3 separate regions of the Homo sapiens genome follow, and all the other regions are linked to region 2. The links are chromatin loops, found by intact Hi-C in ENCODE. Cell type or tissue: Calu3. All regions are shown on one strand.

Region 1 (8,000 bases), 410 kb after region 2:
GGTAACATAGCAAGACCCTGTTTCTAAAACAAAAACAAAAACAAAACAAAGTAGCCTGGCATGGTAGCACATACCTGTAGTCCTAGCTACTTGGAGGCGGGGGCAGGAGAATTGCTTGAGGCTAGGAGTTTGAGGCTACAGTGAGCTACGATCATGCCATTTCTTTGTATTCCATCTTGGGTGACAGAGCAAGACCTTGTCTCTAAAAAAAAGAAAAAAAAAAGAAAATTATAGGCTGTAGTTTTGCTAAGCCAATTCAGCATCTCTTTTCTCTCCTAAAATTTCTTCTCCACTCCTGACAATTTTTTTTTTAAGATTCACAAGTACTGGTACTATTATTGTCAGAGGTGTTCGAACCAAAGAGACTCCATTTTGAGTGAGGGCTAGGAAAATGAGGCTGAGACTCATTCTCAGCATTTCTGAGAATGATGGACTGCATTCTCAGAAAATTAGGTGTTCCTAACCTTTAGATGTTTACAGTTAAGGGAACAAATTAACAATGTTTACTAAACAGACCCAGATTTGGGAGTGTCCAGATATCCCAATATCTGGAGAACAAAGGCATTCCTAATTTTGCTTTAAAGATAATAGTATTGATTCTTGCAAAATATAGTAATTAAGAAAATTAATCCTTTATCACAAACCCTTGTAGCAGAGCACATCTCCCCATATATGAGTATTGTACCTAGGGTGGACGCATTCCACTTCTTACTTTCAGGAATGTCCTACTCTGTAGAGTAGCTGTTCTTTCACCATTTTACTTCTTAATAAACTTGCTTTTACTTTGCACTGCGGACTTGCCCTGAATTCTTTCTTGTGTGAGATCCAAGAACCCTCTCTTGGGATCTAGATTGGGATCCCTTTCCTGTAACATATTTTTGGCGACCATGAAGGGACTATAGTGAGGAAACCACCAACTTTGGGTAAGTGATGGGGCCCTGTAATGTATTTCCGGTGACCACAGAAGGGACTATAGTGCAGAAACCCTGACCAATGGCTACCTTTGGGTGAGTGGTGGGGTCCTGTAACATCTTTCTGGTGACCAAAGAAGCAATTACAGTGCAGAAACCCTGACCCAAAAGCTACCTTTGGGTAAGTGGTGGGGTCTTGTAATGCTACTGAGCTATTGGTAGTTAGAGTGGTGTTGGGGCTCAGAAAATGATACTGCAGATTGGAGGTCTCAGAAGCAAAGTTTCTTTCTGACCTTCTCTTGCCCTCCTGTCTCTTGCCCCTCATTCCTTCCTGGGTCAAGCCATAGAAACTAGAATTCCTCTTCACCAAGATGGATCATAGAAACCAGACCCCCTTTTCCCCAAAGCCAGCTGTAAAACCTAAAAATATTATTCTAAACTTCCCTAGATTTTCTATGTAACAGCTGCCCTTAAATTAATCAAGGCCTTTATTCCAGAGGAGTCCTGTCCCCTACCTAGGCGAAAGAAATGCTATAAAAAGTGACAACCAAATAGAGTGACTAGGGCATATGTTTCAATCATCAAGGTTTTTATTAAGCCATCTTTAGGGTATGTCCCAGAAAACACATGCCACAGACACATGTGTGACTGTTTTTCTAAAGATATTTTTCAGGAGGTTTAGTGTTTGCTCATTTTCTTAAAGTGGGGGAAGGCATACAGGTAGAGGAGCAGGTAGGTGGTAAAACAAATAGTTACATTCCTGGGAGACTTTATTTAGTCCCCAGTAAATACACATTTTACATGAGATAAAGTAAGTGTCTTAAGAGAAAAAGGTAGTAAAGGAAGAGTCGATTACGTAAACATCTCTGGGGAGGTGAAGGAATGAGTCTTGACTTTGTTCTGCATCTGGGAAGGTAAGCTTGTAATGGACATTTTCAGTGTGGAATTGAACAGGTTTTAGTTTTAGGAGCTAGACTTAGATTCTAGACCTAAAATTACCATTGAAATGTCCTCGTTTATGGGAGACCAACAAGGAATTTGCCTATAATTGATCTCTTGGGACAGTCCTTTGCAGATGGCCAAGATCGTTTTACCTTTCTGTGGAAATCTGGCTGATGCATAACGTTAGCAACAGCTCTTCACTTGGAAGAGGGTGTTGCAATGGCTCAGTGTCCAGGAGTAATCTTCTCTTTTGCAAAATAAGTGTGGGGGAATTCTGGTTTTTTTTTTCCTTTATGGGAGAATCAAAGAGGAATATTACTGAGCACACAGATCTTGTTGAGTTTTCCCACTCAATCTGCTTAGCTCAGACTCTTTTGTTCAATCACATATCTGCACAGTTGCCCCTGCTTCATAAAACCCAAAGTGTAAAAACTGAACAGTTTTCCCTGTATCTTTTGGGTCACTATTCTGAAGACTTTCATATCTTAGAAAGCTATTATCAAATAAATCTGCTATTCTTTTCTCTTGTTAACTGATCTTTTGTTAGAGAAGTGTTGACTGTCACCCTTTATGATAAAAGACATACCCCCTTTCCATTCCTACAAGGTCAAGATTTCTACATTTTATAGTACTCTTACCCTGTGGAAAAGAAAAGCATTTTATGTTTTCCTTTATCCTAGTTTAGGGATTATTTTTCAATATGTTGAAGAGCTACCTTGCAAACCTTCTCTGAATAGGGTCCCTTCTTTTACAGCAATGTCTACATTTTTCCTCCCAACCACCCTCTCTGTCCATTTCACAGTACACAGTGGCCTGAACACATGGGGGTGGGTAGGACAACCATTCCTAACATTTCTTGAGTTTTCCTGTGGCAAACTTCCTAAGGCAGCACCAAGGCCTTCTAGATCAAGGAATTTTTATATTATGTATTTAAATTTCTTAGAACACAAAAGCTATGTATAGTCCTTAATATTCTTTCATATCAAATATTCTTTCCTGAGTTTCCTCTGTTATATTAATGATGCTGCTAAGGTATAAAAGTAAGATAAGCTATGAACTGTAGAAGAAAAAGTACTTCTGATATTCTCTGACTAATATAAGGGGATATCATTGATTGATATGGGAAATAGGTTTGGAGGTGTAATTAGTTGTTTTAGGATGCAAATATCTGATTAGAGAGAAATATTCCACAGAGCATTCACCTTCCAATCTTCATAATGCCTATCAGCATATCCAGTTTGTCACCAAAATGTTACAGCCCAAGGAGTTTTTATTGCTCCCTGCACAAATAAAGCCAATTCATTGAGACAGTGTTTCATATAAGAGAAGGAGTTTAATTATTTCAAGGGGAGTGGAAGGATGGGAGATTTTTTTCAATTCTGCCTCTCTGAGAGCTTGGAGGCTAGGGTTTTTAAGGATAATTTGGAGGGCAGGGGGCTAGATGACAGGTGCTGCTGATTGGTTGGAGATGAAATTATAGGAATATCCAAACTGTCTTCATGTGCTGAGTCAGTTTCTGGGTGAGGTCACAGGACCAGTTGAGTGAGTTCCTTGGTATGAGTCACAAGTCTGGCTGGAGTCAGTTCATTTACCCAAATGAAAAAGCCTGAAAAATATCTCAAAGATCAGTCTTAGGTTTTGAAAATAGTGATGTTATCTATAGAAGCAATTAAGGAAACGATTAATCTTGTACCCACGGCTACATGAGTCTTGGGCAATAATAGAAAAGCAAGCTAGGGAACAATAGCTGGTTATTGTTTAACTATGCCTACATCTTAGTAGAATTGAGGCTTCTCCCATAATCTTAACCTTTGGCCTTTTGTCAGAGGCATTCCAACTAGAGATACTCCATCTTGAATGAGGGCTAGAAAATATAAGGCTGGGATTTGCTGGGCTGGGTTCCCAGGAGACTAGGCATTCCCAGCCTCTAGATGTTTATGGTTAAGGGAACTGAGCAATAATGTTTACTAAACAGACCCAGTCCCAGGAAAGTCCTGATACCCCAATATCTTGAGAACAAAAACATTCCTAATTTTGCTTTAAAGATAATATCAATTTTTGCAAAACATAGTAATTATAAAGTTAATCCTTTATCACAAACCCTTGTAGTAGAGCACATCTCCCTATGATATTTTTTTGTTATCCTATATATAAACAAGCATTGTACCTAGGGTGGGCACGTTCCTCCTCTTTTGAGAAAGCCCTGCTCTATCTATGGAGTAGCTAATCTTTCACCCTTCTACTTTCTTAATAAACTTGCTTTTGCTTTGCACTGTGGATCCACCCAGAATTCCTTCTTGAATGAGATTCAAGAATGCTCTCTTGGGGTCTGGATCAGGACCCCTTTCCAATAACACTTTCATTAGTCTTACAGAGGTGGTTTTAGTCCACAAGCAAAAAGGAAGTTAGTTTCAGGAAGGTATTACTATCATTAGTCTTTTAAAGTTAACAAAAGCAGTTAACTGGTGAGGTTAGAAGCAAGATGGAGTTAGCGATGTTAAATCTCTATCACAGTCATGATTTTTGTAAAAGTGATTTCAAAAGTGCACCTCAAACTCTAAAATTAAAACGATGCTTCTATGCTCTAGAAGAGGGATCAGTAGTCTATAGTCTGAGGACCAAACCCATGCTACCAACTGTTCTTATACGTGAAATTTTATTGAAATGCAGCCATATCTATTTACTTATGTTTTTTCTATGGCTGCTTTTTGCCTACATTGGCAGAGTTGGGTAGTTGCACCAAAGACCATTTTACTTGCAAAGCCTAAAATACTTTCTGGCTTTTCACAGAAAAGTTTGCTGACTCTTGCTCTAAACAAGGGTGTTCAATCTTCTGGCTTCCCTGAAGAAAAAATTGTCTTGGGCCACACATAAAATACACTAACACTAACAATAGCTGATGAGCTGAAAAAAATAAAAAATAAAAATAAAGGCAGTGGTGCATAATGTTTTAAGAAAGTTTACAAATTTGTGTTGGGCTATATTCAAAGCCATCCTGGGCTACATGCAGCCCACAGGCCATGGGTTGGACAAGCTTTCTCTAAACAAACTAGAGCCAGGTTATAGAGGTTATATATGTCTATTATTATTTATTCACATTGAACACTTTGCTTGAAATTTTTCTGCATTTTTCTTTGAATAAATCATTTAAGTTTAGTTGCTGAAATTCTACTTATCTTTTAAGATGTTACTCATGCTTTATTTCTTTTAGAAAGTTGTTCTTAGTACGTTTTTCTTAGGTATAACTGACCAACAACTGAGTTTGCTAAATATATCCCTCTATAGTTTTCTCAAGAACCAACATGTTTCTTATTTATCTTTATGCCATTAGTGCATATCCCAGTATCTGCCACATAGTAGAGCTTAAATATCTATTGATTACATGCAGGAATGAATGCAGTAAAGGAAATATAGACGACTAGTTTTCAATTTTTAGTGTTAAAAAGCTTTAAGTTACAAAATGTAAATGTAAATATAAATAATTACATGGAGTATACTCCATTCAAGTCTTCTCCTGTTTCCCTTTATTAAAATCAGAGGCTAAACAATAGGAAAGGCTATTAGCTATTGTTTTTTCTCTCTTCTGGCTTCATTTTCTTCCCCAATCTGAATCTTATCTGTACTCCAAGTTTGAGGAGAGGGAAATGTATTAGATATTTTTATGTTGTTATGCTGATTTTAACTACTTTTTGGCTGACTCTTGTTGGCCCTTATGCTCTCCATTGCATTGTGACAAGCATCCAAATTATTTCATACAGCATATTAGTGAGTTTTGCAGAGACACTCTCCCATGCTAAACTCAATAAAACACCAATACTTTGGCTATCTTTAATGACTGCACCCCATCTCCCATCTACCATCGCTCATAGGATTTACCCATTCCCCTTTTTCAGAAGTGCAGCTTTTTTAGATTTAATTCTCCCATATCTCTTAGCTACATACTTTTCTGCTTTCTACCTCTTAAGTAGCTCACATATTATTATAATGTCAAATGGAAGTGCAGCTTGTACAATGTTTTCCATCCTGACTCCACACCATATAACCACTGATAGCTTCAGGCAGCTTCTTAGGTTTATTTTATTTTTTTTTCTGAGGAGAAGAAAACATCAGACAGTTGATGACTGATAAATTACCAAACTCCAGGGAACTTATTTCAATTTCCTTTTAAAATTATCTCTCAATCATTTGAGATGCTTTCAACTTCAACTTTAGAGTGAAAGGAGAAGAAATAAAAGAGGAATGATTATCAGTCTTACTAACTTGCTTATATATATATGACCTGTCTGTTTTTCTCCTTAGCTTTTCCTTTACATTGTCAGTACTCTGAATCCTAATGATTCTATATATATATACACACATATATGTATATATATATATGTGTATATATATATGGATTATGGACTATACATTATCTTCTCTCTTTTATCAACAATCTTTTTCTTTTGACTTGCTCCTTCTCAAAATAATGTAACATACTTTAATTGCCTACATTTAAAAAATAAAGCAAAACAAAACAATCTCCCTTGAGAAACTCCATTACTTCTTCATATACTGGTTTACCTATCCCCTTCTAGCAACAGTAAGCACTCTTGACAAAGTAGGCTACTCTTGCTTTCTCCATTTTTTACCTCATACTCATTGCAATCTGTCACTTAACTGAAAGTGCTAAAATTACTCCATGCAATTGTAACTGATGTTAAATTTGAAGTACCTTGAAACATCAAGATAAATGCATATGGATAACCTGAAGTGAGGTACTAACCTAAAGTTAACATTGAAAAATTAAGTATGAGAGAAGGGCTTAGATGACTCTTAAAGTCCTCAAACACATGGGTATTATGAAAGGGTCTAAAGTTGAAGATTACAGAGGATCTGAAGTAAATGATTTATTTAGAGATAATTGTCACATTGATGTGATTAATGATGTCTGCCCCCATTCAAAAGAAAGGAGTAAGTTTCCTACTTCTTTATCTCAAACTAAGAAAAGCAAACTTGAAAATAGCTATTAGAGAATTTATGTGCCCACAGTGATTGGAAATGGGTTTGACTCCTACATAGTAAATCTAAAGAGGCAGAGAATAGCCTTAAGCTGAGAAACCTATCAATTTTGTTTTCTTAGATATTGTTAGAGAAAAGGGTATGAGAGAGAGAGAGAGAGAGAGAGATAGAGAAGAAAGACAAAGATAGATATACTGAGAAACTTAGACTCTATTCAATATGACTACCAAAGGAGAAAATAGGCATCAGTAAAGACAAGCTAAATATATCATCAAATTTTTAGGTAAACTAGAATATAAGAGTGGATAAACAAGAATAAATCAACTTAGAGGAACATATCTGGGACATAGGCTTTAACACCTTGGCAGATATTCCATGGGATACAGAGAATTTATGACTAGAATAGATGTTAGAAGAATGGAGTAAGTGGAGGCTAATGCTGAGCAAAAGTAAAAGATGTTTGGGTTGAAATGTCAGATAGTAGAAGAAATCATAATATGGTTTAGAAATATGGGCTAGCTGAAATAATTATATTATATGAGTCACCACAGCATTATGCTCCAGAAGAAGACCCAGAGGACACAACTTTCACCAAGATCACCAAAAACATGCTGGTGAAAAAGGTACTGGCAATTATATCATGAAGTTCACTGTTGCTTCATAGGTAAGTCAAGGCTGCCAGTAGGACAGGCAGCCTTAGAACCCAAAATTGGCTTATTAAATGGCACAATGGGGATGATGGGTCCCAAAAGAAATTGCTGTTATTGGTAGTGGTAGTATTTAACTATCCAAAGGCAGAGGGGTGATAATTTTTATAATGACTGTCAATGTCAAGGGATACTCAAGAAGTCTTGACCCACAGGTGGTTGTGTAGATAGTTAATGGAACGTGGCATCCCTAGGGACAAATAGCAGGGCAATTACCCAGTTTTCTATTTAATATCTACAATCAGAAGTCAAAAGTGAAGGAGCAATAGGTTGAGGACAATAACCCAGATATGAAGTCTCAATCTCTTGCTCAGTTTTCATGCCTGAGTCAATTTTAAAGTCTGTATACCACTGAAAAAGGAGATATCTAAGTTTACAGGAGGAACGATCCTATAATACAACAGCAAGTACATACTACAAAGATTCCTCTAGTACTTCCCCA
Region 2 (8,000 bases):
TGGTTTTTATAGATTTCAGATTGTCCTCTGTATTTATGATTTCCTTATTTGTGAGATTTTGAATCCTACACACATATTTAAGTGAGAGTTATTTTCAAATGGTAAATTGGTTCATGTCACTTTCGTGTTTTCAACCTTTTAATAGTTTCCCATCATGCTTAGTCTAAAATCTCAAGTTTTTACCATCACCTACAAGGCCTTATATTAGCTGGCTCTTCTGACCTTTTTCCTAAACGCTTTCTCCTGCCTCCCTCTTCTCTATCCCACTAGTCTACTTGTTACCCTTTGAACATAAAAAAAGATTCAATGTCCAGAAATTATATATTTTCCTCTGTCATGAACTGCTTATCTTTCAGGTAATCACATGATTTGCATCCTGACTTCTTTTGGTCTTTACTCAAATATATTGTCCTCTGTTGATCTTTTTCTGATTATCTGGAGTAGTACTTCTCTTTACTTTTCATCTTTTTTACCGCTCTACAGTGCTGGGGCCAATCGTCTTGCTAGAAGTCTTAGCTTTCTGGAATTTCTCCTGGCTTGTATATGCCTTCTACCTTGAAATCAAAACTCTCTATAAGTAGGAGAGGTTTGGTCTCTATCTAATTTGGGCAAGGTTTTAGATTCACTTTGAGAGTGACTGCTCAAAGATCAGTGCTTACTCCCCAAGTTCTCCTTTCCTAATAGTAGGGGAGCTGAAGGGAATAGTACAAGGTGTTGGAAATGAAGGAGGAGTTTTTCACCTAAGGCCAAGAATGACCACAAATTAACAGGATTGAGGAGACTATAGGAATAAAGTTCAATAAGCCAAGCCAAAACTCAATAAGAAGGCACGTATCAAAACAAGCGTACAATGACAAAAACATTAACAGCCAGGTAAATAAAGTTAGCAGGGTAAATTCTGGGGCAAATGTCCAGAGATTTATATGAGTTTGTTCAATGCATATAGGTGTCAGTTATGGTATCGTATACCCCAAAACATAAAGTGCCAGAAATATGTATTTTCAGCTACAGTGTTAGAGGCTTAAAATGTATTCTTCACAATGACGTACATTTTACAGATGTAAAATGAAAACTTGGATAATTACACTCAGTTCCATTTGATTCCAAGGTTTGCAGACATGATGCTATACTTCATGGGTGAGGTACGATTGGAGTTGGGCCTTGAGTGTTGGATAATAGTTGTAGACAACACTAGATGGTAAGACAGGGAGAGATATTTACTGGACTAAGAAAATAAATGTCACCAAAGTCTCAGAGGTAGGAACTTCTGGGACATATTAGGGGAATAAAAAGAATCTTCTTCTTCCATTTTTATTAATGTAAGTTTCAATTCAACATGTACAAAATGAAACAAAATCTTGACTATTTTTTCATCTACATCCCAGGCCTATGTAAAGTTTGATATCAGATACAAAATGTGAATACCAACTTCTGTGGATTATTGTATTTCTAAGAGGAGAAAAAACATCAAGGCTTTTCTGACTCTAATCACCAATTCAATAAGCACTTTGGTATAGTTTATTTGGACAAACATTTATTGAATTTTTGTGACAGATAGTATGTTCAATGATGGAGATATGAAGAATAATAAGACATAGTCCCTCAGGGGCTTAGAGTAGTGGGGGAAACAGATTGATATAATTAAATTACAGTTTTCTAGATGTACTGGTAGAAGTATGTGCTCTTACTTATTGATATTTTCCTTGCAGTTGAAATTAATCTTCAATTCAATAAAGAATTATTTGATTGTTAAAGAAAAGTTACTCTCATTTCCAGGTTATTTGTTTTTGTAATCGTTTTGTTTGAACAAGAAACTACACATCTTTTTTCAACATTATACTTAACTTTAGACTTTAAAAGTGATTTACAGATATTAAGGAATATTTTGTGAATTGGGCTTTAAACGTATTTTTTGGGGTAGGGGATTCTTACAGGAAACTTCATTCCCAAGCTATTTATTTTAGGCCCCTCTTTTTATGTATTTATCTTTTACTTTTAAATTGACATACAAAATTGTGTGAATTTAAAATTTACATCATGATGTTTCAAAGTATATATGCAATAATGACTAAATCTAGCTAATTATACATTACCTCAGATAGTCATCATTTTTGTGATGAGAACACTTTACATTCACCCTTTTAGCATTTTAAAATAATACAATATATTATTAACTATTATCACCATGTTGTAAGATAGATCTCCTGAACTTATTCCTCCTATTTAACCAAAATTATGTATTTTTTGATCAACATCTCCCTACCCCTCATCCCTCTGCATGTATTTTTTTCAGTCAAAGAGAAATGAAGACAATCATGATAGAATATGCTGTAAGATATAGATGAGAATTTCTTTGGCTGAGATTTTTGAGGGGTCTTATGTAATCCTACTCAGGTTTTTGTTGCATATAACTCAATTTCACAAGCTTTCTTTCACACGTCCCTTGAAAGTACAGTGATTTTTTTTTTAGTGTTCTTCTTCTTTCATGCCAGGGTGTTTACCTGCCATTTCATATATGTTTGAGTTGGCAACAAAATGAAAAATTGGTTCTAGATATAAGTGTCTTACAGGTCAGCGATTCTAAGTGGCAACAAAAGCAGCAAAACCAATAGTAACTTGATTCTTTGAAAGACCTTATGTAACATTTAAAAGCAGCCAATATCTTTAGAAAACTCTTGTTGAATGAATTAATATTTTTACATACAGTTAGGAATTTGATTCTAGGAGCAACAGCAAAACCCAGAAACCATATAACAAAGGCATATATATTACAAGTCAATGAGCAAAAGGCGGATATAGGTATAAACATGGCTAATACCCTGTAGGAGGAACCACCAAATATATTTGTAATTTCTGGCAGTAAGGATTTTATCTTTATATTTACAGAAACCATAAGAAAATATGAAGATTTTACATTTTTTCATTAATAAATCATTACTTGCCATTTTTAATCCACAGAAGTTGGTATTCACATTTTGTATCTGATATCAAACTTTGCTTAAGTCCAACTTGATGGGCTGTGAAAATGAGGATGATTTGTTCTTAACTTATTTAAAATGAAACAATGCTTATTGCAAATCCTGGCCATATTTAGGCTATTTTCTTCTGTTGAGCATATCTCAGATAAGCACAACAGGAAGGAAAGATGGCTAGAGATGTAGCTAAGATGGGAAGGGCTAATCTATAAATATTAGATGACTGCAGTGTGCTTATGCTGTGCTAGACACTACATACTAGGAATAAAAATAACTAGGCGGAAATTCTGACAAGTGTCAGAGGAGAGAATAATAGTGTTACTATCTTAAGAAGAAAGCCTGAGAGCAAACCACACATCTTGTGTATTTGACTGCAATGATCAAGATGACCATACCCAAAGTAGGGTGGCATACCGTTAGGAAGTAGAAAGGCTGCTAGATTTTAAGTCAGGTCTAGATGCTCACCCGGCCCTGGCATTAATTTTCTCTTCCAATTTAGGCAATTTGCTTTAAAAAAATGAGCTGCTATTTTGTCATCTATAAAATGGCCTGTTGTATCTCTAGGCATTCTTTCAGCTCTAACTAGATGATCCATAGACTCTTTGTCTAATTCTTTCTCTAATCCCATTGAGGAAAGAACAAGATAAAATAATTTAGATTATAACGTTCTGAGTTTTAATTAGAAATAAGGACATGTTTCCAGGCAGTGAGAGTGACTCAGTATTGGCAAGTGTTTCTAAGGGAAGCCAAGAAACTATTGTTTCTGTAGATTAGTGAAATCTTTGACATTCTGCACAGCCAAAATCACTGCCTGAAGGTAGTGGGGAAAAATGACCAGATGGCCTCAGGGGCTTCTCTGAATCACCTCCACACTGCCAGGTTTGAAGAAACTATAAAATGACACTGTTAGCTTTCAGGTTGTATATATTTGTCTTCTGTGTTGTCTGGAAGCTCTCCCATCAGAACTACAACCATCTCCTAATGCTTTATCTTGTACTCAGGCAATGCAACTCACTCCGTTCCTAGACAGATGGAAAATAAGGGAACTGCCTTGTGAGAAACTGCAGAAACACAACTGGTCTAATACACTTCACCACTAGGTGGCACTCTAATCATATCACAGCTACCATTTTAAAAATCAATAACCTTGCCTTTATATATGAAAAATTTCACTTGTTTTCTGTCTTAAAATGGTTCCCCCTTACCACTCAAATGAAAAGGCTAGCTCTCAGAAAGCTTGAATTTTTTATATGTAGTTTTAGAAAATCGTCAAGTTCAGTTATTTTGTTAGGCATTCAATAATTTATAAGGCTTTTTTATATCTCATATAACAAGAAGCAAAATTCAATAAATACATGTGTGGTGTAAAATATCAGTGTATGTTTAGTTGGTTTAGTTATTGTAAAGTGAATTAGACACATTCCAAGCATTACAATGTGATGCTACTCCATCACATTGTTATGTAAATGTTTTGAAGTGTTTCAAAAATGTAATGGACCCAAGTGATATAAAAAGTTTTAGTGTTTGAAAAATGTAAGGGACACAGGGAAATTCTTATTGTTTTGCAATTAAGCAGAAAATGGCCTTTCTTTTTTTCTTGCATCTCCATTGCTACATCCCAGTGTATTCGTTGCTAATAACTGTGGGTACATTTAATGAAAATAAATGAGTTTTAAAAACATTTTCCGTAAAAATCTCTTTTAAGAATCTCATCTCCAAAGATAGATATTCATCCTCTCTTCTCTGTTTGGTCTTTTCGGAATCTGACTTTCATTAATAAATAATGGATTGTTTACATATGTATATGTTAGTCAACAGCAGGAATCCTTTAAAGTCATACTGCCAAGTGACTTTTCCATTTCTAGAATGACCAAGAAGACCAGAACCTAGAACCAAATTCATCTGTGGTTTAGCTTGGCTGAGCTAGGAGGGAAAATAAAATGGACAAATTGCTATGTTTTGGATATTTGTTCTCTCAAAATCTCATGTTAAAATTTGACTCCCCATGTTGAAGGTAGGGCCTAATGGGAGGTGTTCAGGTGGTGGGGGCAGAACCCTCACGAATAGATTAATGCCTTCCCTTAAAGGAGTTCTCACTGTATTTGTTCACATGAGAGCTGGTTGTTATAAAGAACCTGGCACCTCCCCTCTCTGTCTTGCTTCCCTCTTGTCCTGTGGTCTCTGCACACACCCGCTCCTTTTTGCCTTTGCGATGAGTGGAAGTAGCCTGAGGCTTTTGCCAGATGCCCAGTCTTTCAGCCAACAGGGTCGTGAGCCAGATACCTTCTTTTCTTTATGAATTATCCAGCCTCAGGTATTCCTTTACAGAAACACAATGGACTAAGAAAGGTCAAAAAGTGTGCATTACAAAAGCAATTCCTGTTTTAAGGAAAAAAAAATGACTTGTAGCTAAAGCAAATAAAATAGTATTTAAAGTCAGTTTTCAACAACAAAAGCAATTCAAGTCAAGAATGGAACAAAACAGGAAATAAAAAGCCAAACAAAGTACATTTTCTTTAATGAAATAAATATCTGAAAAAATATAGCTCTGTGTTTTATAAAATCTGTAAGTTTTTTTAAAAATTCAGAATATGAATTCATCCTCAGAAACATCTGATTTTTAAATGTATATTTAAAAGATAGATGATTTAGAAAAAAATGTACTCTTTGTGAAATGATTCAGTTCATTTTTTTAAATAGTAAGTTATACCTGAAAATCACTTGAAATATCATAGTCTGTGAAAATTAAACATGTACCTAACTTACAAGAAAACGTGTATTGGCAACTATACTTTTCTTACTCTCCTGGGGTAATTTTGTTTATTACTCCTCTCTTTGTTTTCTCAGTATTTAAATTCCTTATAAAAGTTTGCAATCTCTCCAGCCTGGGCTACAGAGTGAGACTCCGTCTCAAAAAAAAAAAAAAAAAAAAAAAAAAAAACAGTCCAGTGTGTGGTTATAGATATGTGATATGTATGTGAATAAATTGATGAATGAATATTGTGTGAAGGGGCAGTAGTTCACATAGCTAAGAAAATAAACAATTAAAATTTATCATGTGGTTGCAAGGATAAAAATTTCTCTTTCAAGTGACCTTCAGTGACAAGATGGCTTAAAAGTTTCCCTCAGCTTGACTAGACAGGTTTCTTCCTGACTATAAGTTCCTGCACTTTCCTTTTCTTAGAGCATTTACTTTAGAAAACTTGGAAGTGTAAATTCTTTGTCTCTCTTAGATGTAAATCTTCTTGCCAGTTTTACAACCCAAGCAATGTCTTTCTCAAGGACCTAGGAGCCATGCCTTGAAATGTAATCATCAAGAAAGACAGGGCCCCTATCTCCCACTCTCTGTGAGAGTATTGGAGCCTAACTTCAATAAGTGCCAATTAGCAAACACAGAGGGTCTAATCACACTGACGAAGCTTCCTCCCTAAAATCCTCTAGTATTTTTCCAGTAGCTCACCCTAGTGCTTAAAAACTGTCTCGTCTTTTATTTCAATTGAGTTAAATATCTCTCCTTTATTGCAATCATCTTGAATTTTTTTCTTGCTGTTTAATTTGTCCAATGCAATTTTCTCAAACATGTTTTGTTTAAAAAAAATCGATATCAGAACATAAAAATATGCTAAATTAGGTAATATCAGTGGGTATTTAGGTCAGTGTTAAATATCTAATAGTGGCATTAAGGATGTTTATGTGGTTTTTCTTATGAATTTCAACCTCAAATGTTTAAGATATACTTCAACCCTTTCTATATATTCATAAATTCCTATGGAAATATTATACACAAGTTAACAAACACCATAGTTGTACATATGACCATTATTCTTTTATCTCCTCTTGAAGATAGGTGATCAAATCTACTGCAATAAATAGTATCTCCAGTAAAAATGTTAGCAGAGATCTGGCTTGTAAGTTTGTTTGTAGGTGTGTGTATGAGGGTATAGATGGCACTCTGAGAGGTCAGTCAGAATAGAGGAGCATTTCTTCAGAGTTCCCACATAACATCATCAGGATGTGTCCCATTTCAGTCAATACGCTGGGAATTAACAGGGGATCTGTTGACAGTAGGTCTGCAGTTGATGCATAGAGGACTCAGATTTAGGAATTCCATACACTTTATAGTCCTAACTTTGAACAATTTTGCTTTATTATGTTCTAAAAATATTTCTCTGAAGCTTCAAGGGATAACTTTAATTCTGTATTTGTATGATTTGTTAAAGGTTTATCCATGATGATACAGACTTTGATCAAATGCCTTCAGATTCTCCCTTAATGTGGCTCCAAAATTCTCAAGTGAAGAACAGATAAATGGAGCAACCAACTATGAATTTTAATCCTGGCATGAAAGGAAGCTGCTTCTTCTCTGTAGAGACAGCCCGTATGCCCTAGAAGCTGAAAACTAAAATTATTTCAATTAGCTAATCCACAGGGCTGGAAGCCCTGGAAACTGGGTTAATTCAACACTGCTTGCCATTACTTTAGATGCCCCTTACAGCTCCAGCTTAGCTAACTACTACCCTGTCCTGGGGAGCAATCCCTGTACGGCCCTGACTGGCAGGCTGCTCTACACTGGAGTTTTATGCAACAAAGAGTTCCAACTTTTATCTATTTGAGTGTCATTGTGTTGTGTCCTACTTGCAAGAAAATCTTCAACTCTTATAAAACTAAAATGAAGACAATAATTTCCATGTTCTCTGCCATCATGTCTAGACTATTGATATGACACCATCACTGACCAGGCCATTAAAAAAAAATTGTTCATGTAGGAAAACAAACTGTTGCAAGGCAAATGTGATGGCATCTTGAAGCAAAACCACTATAAGGACTGGTGTTTGACCCTCACATACCAAGGTGTGCTGCAGTAAGGTCATTAAACATTGATTGTGGCATAGATAACCCCTTATAAAGATACCTGTCTATACTCCTCAGTTATCATCAGTCTTGGCAAGAAGCTCTGAAGATATGACCAGCTGCCCGTGTTTTGCCCTAAAAGCTTGCTATATAAAGAATATTTTCTGGAGGCGG
Region 3 (8,000 bases), 160 kb after region 2:
ATTATCTTCTCCAAACACTCTTTTCCTCTCTTGGACAGAAGTCAATGTGCAGGGTAACCTTAGCTCATGTATTAAATATGACATTGTCTGTTATCCTGAGTACATATCAAAAGTCCCTCCTTCTAATTTGGAATGCCTACAAATTGGATTTTTACACACACAAGAAATGTAGTTATATCAAGCCACTCATATTTCAGATATGTTTATTAACATTATTCTAACTAATAAAAAAATTAATAATGGGGTTCTGCCATAACATATCTAAACTGTGTGGTTATGACTTTGTAGTTGAATGATAGTCAACAAAGAAGAAGAAATAAAATAAAGTAGGAGGCACAAAAGCTCTGTGATGCTGTAAGGCAGCTGTTGCCTGTGGTAACTTTGAAGGCAGCCATGTGCTCAGTGAACCTAAAGATGGAAGAGAATTGTTATGAAGAACTAGAATATGAGAGCCATTGTTGGCTAATATTGGCTGCCTTTAGCAAGATATTACAAGAAGATATGAGTTCTGGTATGAATTGTTTGGTTTTCAAACATAGTTTGTAAGGAGTGGATAAAGTTCAGAGATCAGGAAGGCTTACAGGATTAGAGTTAACTCCTGCTTCTGGACTCTAAGGGCCATGAGTAGCAGAGGCCCAGTAAAACTTCTCAGTTAACAGGTTAGATACAAACCAATTGTAATTATCAAATTACGAGTGGTATCTTCCCATCTAAGGAGGTAGCTTTCACTAGGTTGACATAGAAAGAAATATGAAGAAGAGGAAACAAAACATTTGCTTGAAAGTGAAAATACTTAATCAAATCAATTATTTGGCATAAATAAATCAAATTATGAAACAAAATATAGTTGTCTGACACAATGAAAATAGTATAATTATGGGTAAAATGCTCATATTTTCACAGGATAAATTTGCAAGCTTAATATGGTAGATTTTAATAAAAAAGTATTTCCATACAGATTTGAACAGATTAAGTGATGTTTGGAAAAGTTTATCTTTTTCTGGATAGCATTGTTTATAGTGGAGCTCAAATAATTAGTATACTTTTATAATTCTCTATTTCTAAAAAGATAATGGCAAGAGTAATCTATACCTATGATGGAAAAAATCCTAAGATGTGAGGGGTGGCAAGAAATAACAAATCTTACTGTTTTTATTTTTAACTGAATATTTTATGTCTGAAAGGTATGGTAGCCAAAGAATGTAAGAAAAGTATCTTCAGACCCTAAAACTTAAAGTATAATAATAATAAAATAAAATAAAAAAGAAAAGTATCTGCAGATTTTTGTAAACCATCTATTTTTGTGCAGAGTTTTGTAACTCGTAAAGTACTTTTATAATTTTATTTGCTATTCCAATTGATCACCTGACATTGAGTGGATAGGAATGACATAAGATGACTCAAAGGTATGGTAGCCAAACAATGTGAGAAAAGTATCTGCAGATTTTTGTGAATCATCTATTTTTTGTGCGGAGCATTGTAATTTGTAAAGTACTTTTATAATCTCATTTGTTATTCCAGTTGATCACTGACATGGTTTGGCTGTGTCCCCATTCAAATCTCAACTTGAATTGTATCCCCCAGAATTCCCTCGAGTTGTGGGAGGGACCTAGGGGGAGGTAATTGAATCATGGGGGATGGTCTTTCCCATGCTATTCTCGTGATACTGAATAAGTCTCACGAGATCTGATGGGTTTATCACGGGTTTCCTCTTTCGTCCTCTCATTTTCTCTTGCTGCTGCCATGTGAGAAGTACCTTTTGCCTCCCACCATGATTCTGAATCCTCCCCAGCCATGTGGAACTGTAAGTCCAATTAAACCTTTTTCTTCCCAGTCCCAGGTATGTCGTTATCAGCAGCATGAAAACAGACTAATACAATCATGTGACATTGAGAAGATAGGAATGACATAAGATGACAAAAGCTTCATGCTGGGATGTTGTCAACCTGCCTAGGCTCTGATTTCTGCTACTCTATTATTGTATCTCTGTGACTTCAAAAAAATTATTTAACCTTTCTGAGTATGCTCAACTACAAAATGAGGATACTTAATCCAACCTCAGAGGTGGTTGTGAAGATTACATGAGCTATACATGCAAAACATTTAGAGGAATGACTTACACAGGGTAAGCACTGAGAACATTTGTACTATTATCAACTATTATATTCAGGATAATTAGATTGTGACTCTAAGAAATTTATTTATTTATTAATAATTACATCGTTAATAAATGCATGCACCTGGAGTATACTGAAAACATTCAAACCTCTAGTTGAAGGATTTCCTTTCTTACACATAAACTTCATTTTGGATGAATCATTATAAATATTTATTCACTAATTTTTTAAATTATCAATTTGCCTCAATTAAGAGATTTATATACTGTATGAAGAAGTATTACTTGTGCTTACCCATATATCTGTTTCTTCTCTGTTCCTGGGCTTATGCAACCTTTTATTTTTTAGTATTCTTGATAACTGGCCATGTCATGAGTTCTAATTAACGGGCTGAGAGCAGAAGGGACGTGTGCATTTTAGAGTTGGTCTTTGATTCTCTGAGTTTTATTTCTCTACCACATGAATTGTGGATGCTCATGTTGAAATTGAGTGCCACAATGTAGAAACAGCTTGGAACACTCAGCCACTGTGTGGAGAACAGCTGCCCTCAAATGTTACTAGACCCTTAGCAGACTTTTTAGAAGCAAGAAAAATACTTCAGTTGGGTTAAGATAGTTAACTTGGAGGTTGTTTGCAATATAACTCAATCAATCCTATCTAATACACTGTATTTTCATATAGCTCTTTTGATTGCCAGATTTTGGATTTTTTTCAGCTTAGAAAATATTTTGCTTCATTTTCTTCCTTTGAGAATTATTTTTGCTTTGTCTATTTTGTTCTGTAATATAGATAAAGAATAAAATATATGTTTTGATTTACAGTCAAGGTATAATATGCATGAGTATGTTCATTGCCTCCTCTGGATAGGTATTTCTTATTTTTCATAATTTATTTTATAATTTCTCTAATTATTTTCTCATGCTTTTCCTTTTGGAACTAAGAGACACTTGAGTTAGACATATTCTTTATGGGGAACTGTCATTATAGATGTATACAAGATTACTCTCTTTTAGTAAGCTATTTCCCTTCTTTAACACTGATATTCACTCTAAAGTATTTGATCTATTTTATTGGATATGTGTCTATACATATCCTTATAAAATATTTATTATTTTTGTTCATATGTGTTTTTAGTTTACATAAGTGTATTGTGTCATATCTACTATTTTATTTCTTAATTTTTCTCTTAACATGCTCTGCTTTAAGATTTTTCTCTTTCTAAAGTTTATATTATTAATTTGTTTCATCTGGGACATAGTAATACATGGTGTACATATATCATATAAATATTCCTCTAATGATAAACACAAATTACCCACTATTATAAATACTTCACTAAGACATATTCCTATGTGTTTCCTATAGGCTAGTGGAAGAATTGCCCTACTGTTTATACATAGGAATGGGATAGCTGGTTTATGCGGGATACTTGATTAATATTTCACTAAATTATTGCCAAAATTCACTGGGTTTGCATGGGATACTAGGTTAATGTGTCACTAAATTATTGGCAAAATTCATGTCAACATGGCCATACTAGTTGACTTTTTTTTTTTTTTTTTTTGAGACGGAGTCTCGCTCTGTCGCCCAGGCTGGAGTGCAGTGGTGTGATCTCGGCTCACTGCAAGCTCCACCGGGTTCATACCATTCTCCTGCCCAGCCTCCCGAGTAGCTGGGACTACAGGCGCCCGCTACCACGCCTGGCTAATTTTTTGTATTTTTTTTTTTAGTAGAGACGGGGTTTCACCATGTTAGCCAGGATGGTCTCCATCTCCCGACCTCGTGATCCGCCCACCTCAGCCTCCCAAAGTGCTGGGATTACACTGTGAGCCAATGTGCCCGTCCGCTAGTTGACAATTCTATCAGTAATTCATGAAGCTCCCAGTCCCCAAGCATCCTTACTAACTCTTGACATTATCTACTTTTCAAACATTCACCCCTCTGATGAATGTAAAGAACAGTATAATTTATGTTTCATTTTGCATTTCTGTGCAAAAGTTGATTATCTATACATATACTTGTTAGCTTTTTGTTAGCCATCTGTAAATTGCCATTTCATACCTTGTGCTCTCTTTTTGTTGTTCATTTGAAGAAGGCATATGCTGCATAATGATTTTACACATTGTAACTCTCTTCTCCCATTTAACTTTAATATGAAGTTCTTCAATTTAAGAAGTTTTTTTTTTAAGTTAATTCACTTTGAATTCTAGGAGTACTTTTCTTTTTCTTTTTTAAAGACAGGGTCTTGCCCTGTCACCCAGGCTGGAATGCAGTGGTGCAATCACGGGTCACCACAGCCTTCCAAGCAGCTGGGACTAAAACTGTGCACCACTATGCCTGGCTAATTTTTAAATGTTTTGTATAAAAAACGGCCTCTGTATGTTTGCCAGGCTAGTCTCAAACTCCTGGGCTCAGGCAATCTTCCCGCCTCGACCTTGCAAGTGCTGGAATTATAGGAATGTGCCTTGACTTCCGGCCTAGGAGTACTTCTTGATTTTTCTCTCTTAATGTTACTGGTACGATTTTTACAATATTTACTCTACTATTTTCACTGTGGCTTATAATTTGTCAGTTAAGTTTTTAAATTCTGAAAAATCTTTTTGAGATTTCAGCTGGTTTTCCCTTGATGATAATCTTCTCTATATTTTTAGATACAACTATTGAAAATACTAACTAGAAGTCTTCTAGCATTTTACTCTGTTTCCTGAAATATTTTTTGTAAATGAGGCATTTTCTTTGGTTTTTGAAGGATAACCCACTATGTCTCTTTTCAAAGTTCTGATTACTTTTCTTTTAAAATGGTCTTAAATTTTAAAAAAAGTTATTTCCTTCTGCTCTAACTCTGAAACTTTAATTTAAAATTTAAGTTAAAATGTCCCACTTTTTAAAATCAATTTTCTTCTATCTTTTATTTTCCCCCCTTACAAGGTTAATTTCTTTGATTTCTTATCTTCTCTCTCTCACTTCCACTTAGTACTAATTTATGTCACCAGCTACTATTGAGAATACTCTCAAACTCCTTCACCTTTTTAGTTAAAACCATGTAGTAACTACCTGTGCCCAAAGATCATTCCAGTGCTTTTATACCAAACCTGTGACTTTCTAAAAATTATCATACTTCAACCTCCACATTCTTACAATGGTTGGCCCTTTCTCTCTTGCATGCTTAAATCATACTCCTGAGTCATTCTCCTTATTTATAGCCTTCTTTAACTCCTTTAATCTGGTTTCTATACCTCTTTATCCGGTTATACTGTTTTCTGAATCTACTCTTGTTATAATGTCTTTCTCATTATAACTGTAAACTTGTCTGTATTTCCTGTTATACTTGTCAGTTCTGAAAAAATAAACTTTCTTTCTTCATTGATGTACCCTGAAGGCCTGTCTTATTGCCTGACACATAATTAGTTTCCAATAAATATTTGTTAAATGAATAAATGATGATGGGATGAGTATAAGCATATAGCAAGCTTCAAAAATGCCTTTTCATTTGAGTTGTTTCAAGTCTCAGTTTTCCCCCTCATCTGGTAAACTAGAAAGATATCAACTTATATATTGTGAATTTCTTTCCAGATCTGTGGAAATCATATTTAGGAAGAAAATATTCCAAATAGAGTAAAATAGTGCCCAATAATGTCTCTTCAAATACGACTCACAGACACACCATGCAGCAGCATTTTGTAACTAACTTCCTCCATAAATGTTAAGGAATTATTGACTTATTGTTGCAATCCCTCTGGTGTGATAGGTTTTTTTTTTTAGAAGAAGAAATAAAATCTATGTAGCTATACAATGGTGTGTGGAGTAGTTTTTCCTTTGAAAGCATTGCTTCATTGTTTTTAAGTACAAGTATGTCTCATCACAATATTTAAAGAAATCAAGAAATGTCAGTAAAGGTAGAAAGCAAAATGGGACTTCAAAGATTGAGTTGTAAAGGTTTACATCTCTTTAAAAGCTATATCCTTTTAAAACTAAATCTAAAAATGGTGTATTTCTTGTACCATTTCAGATAAAAAGAATGACTTGACAATTTTGGAAAGAGTGCTTTTATAGGCAAAGTAATATAATACCTAATTTAATAATATGCAGAATGTAAAGCTCATGGGCATATCTTTCTCCCAAGAATGCTTACAGCTCAAAAGGGCCTCTTAGGGTAAGGGCATAGTAATTGGTAAAGAGAATTGGTAGAGATACAGCTCTGGTATCAAAGAATATTTTCCTAGAGTGAAAAAGAAGCTAATTGAAAAAATGTTCTGGATTACAGCACGATTTACCCTAAGGTCCCTAGATTTAGAGTGGTAGACAAATTGGAAGGTGATTTTCAGCTTGCTATATACTGCAACTTAGCATTTGAAATGCATTTAATCATTGAGCTGAGTTTGATCATCTCTCACAAAGAGAGATACATACTTTAAGTAATATGGGCATACTATAAGGAATAAAATGCCCACATTTTTTCCGACATTCAGGCAATCTAGTTTTACTGTATAATCATACATGTCTTAGGTATTTCTTTCCTAATCTAATATGATTTTGAGCCAGTGAAACATGCCATGAGAACTTCTTGACATGAGGCAGCCGGAAGCAGTAGGAACAACACTAGAATCAAAGTTAAGATATTTATGCCTATATTCCAATTTTGATAATTATTTTAACCCCTTATTAAGTCATTAAATCTATATTGTATCCTCCAATGATTATATTCTTTCTTATTAAATCACTTAAACCCGGTTAATCCCAGTTTCTTCAAATGTTAAATAAGACTAGAAATACTGCCTGGCTTTACCCAGGAGGTAACATTTATTCTAACTTTTAAGAAACTGTGAAATATTTTAGAAATATTATTATTAGTCAATAGTGTCAACAATTGATTTGACTAAGGTTTTTTTTTTTTTTAATTTAGCCTTTATTTGAATTGACTAAATCAGACATCCTCTGGTTTTATATATGCAGCTTAATTAATTGGTGGGACTAAAATCAACAAGTGATAAAGTATGCTAATGGTTATGACAGTTTGTAAATATATCTGCTTTACCAACCTGGAACCTCTGTCAATCTCAAGCCCTACAGTCTGCGTCCTAGAACTGTGACTTTCCTGAATCAGTGAGACAAATAATTTAAGGGCATGTACCATTAGCCTTACAAACTTTTATTTTTTTTTTCCAGAAATAGAAACATCAAAAAGCAACAGCTGTCTTTATATCGCCATTTTTTTTTTCGCAAAATCAGGACAATTTGACAGTCTTTCCCCACTCCTTTCCCCAAATAGGAACGTAATCTCATATTAAAGGAGAAGCTGAACAAAATGGAATAGATGACTTGAGAAGGAGAAGAGGAGAAAGGAGACCATTACGACTGAGAGAAAATAGTTAATTTTAAGTGACATTTGTGGCACAGGAAGATTGAGAGTTTCATAGTACAAAGAAAGAGGTATCAGAAAAAAGTTTCCTACCATTACGGTGATTAAGGCATCCTTTCTAAGATAGGAAGCAAAGTGGGTGAGGCATGAATTGATTTCAGCAGCTTGTAACCCAGTTCTGAGCTGTGATTGGCAGGACAATTTCGATTCTACATAGATAGGATCCCAGAAATCCAAAGAAGATGTAGGAGTTTGATTATACTGGTCTTTTGGTTAAATTAGAGAATGTTCTTCACTTCATTTCCTCTAAAAAATCTTTTCAAAATAAAATTACATTAAAGAGCTTGTTCTCTGACAGTATACCAAAATTCCTTTTTGTTTTATTTAATGCATAATTAATAAATAATTATAACCTGTCAGAGATAGTCATATATTTTGTCAATATTTAGAGTAGTTAACTGGTGAAGTAGAAAGAGCACTGAAAGGGAAATGAGGAAACGTGTTTTCTACTCTCAACTATTAAT

Evidence for each region. Hi-C counts contacts between places; a loop is a spot of excess contacts. Peaks named below come from ENCODE experiments on the same cell type or tissue, not always from the same donor. Only the 100,000 strongest peaks of a DNase experiment are listed, where the experiment ranks them.
Region 1: a loop joins it to region 2, with 9 times the contacts of the local background. A loop is called at or near these places in 2 of 110 quality-filtered maps.
Region 3: it touches region 2 in a loop (3-fold over the local background); 2 of 110 quality-filtered maps call a loop at or near these places.

Annotation. Positions count from the first base shown.
Region 1 is chr12:87,435,768-87,443,767 of GRCh38, reverse strand. LOC105369880 (a long non-coding RNA gene) reads right to left here. Exons shown (of 3, transcript XR_945160.2): 3 at 3,167-3,459. Among named protein-coding and RNA genes, the nearest start is that of LINC02258, 330 kb to the left of the region's middle. In Calu3, no CTCF peak of the experiment used is centred here; a DNase peak (open chromatin) is centred at 3,387.
Region 2 is chr12:87,844,515-87,852,514 of GRCh38, reverse strand. No RefSeq gene overlaps it. Among named protein-coding and RNA genes, the nearest start is that of LINC02258, 80 kb to the right of the region's middle. In Calu3, a CTCF peak has its summit at 4,078 (motif pointing right); a DNase peak (open chromatin) is centred at 4,054.
Region 3 is chr12:87,684,041-87,692,040 of GRCh38, reverse strand. No RefSeq gene overlaps it. Among named protein-coding and RNA genes, the nearest start is that of LINC02258, 81 kb to the left of the region's middle. In Calu3, no CTCF peak of the experiment used is centred here; a DNase peak (open chromatin) is centred at 4,440.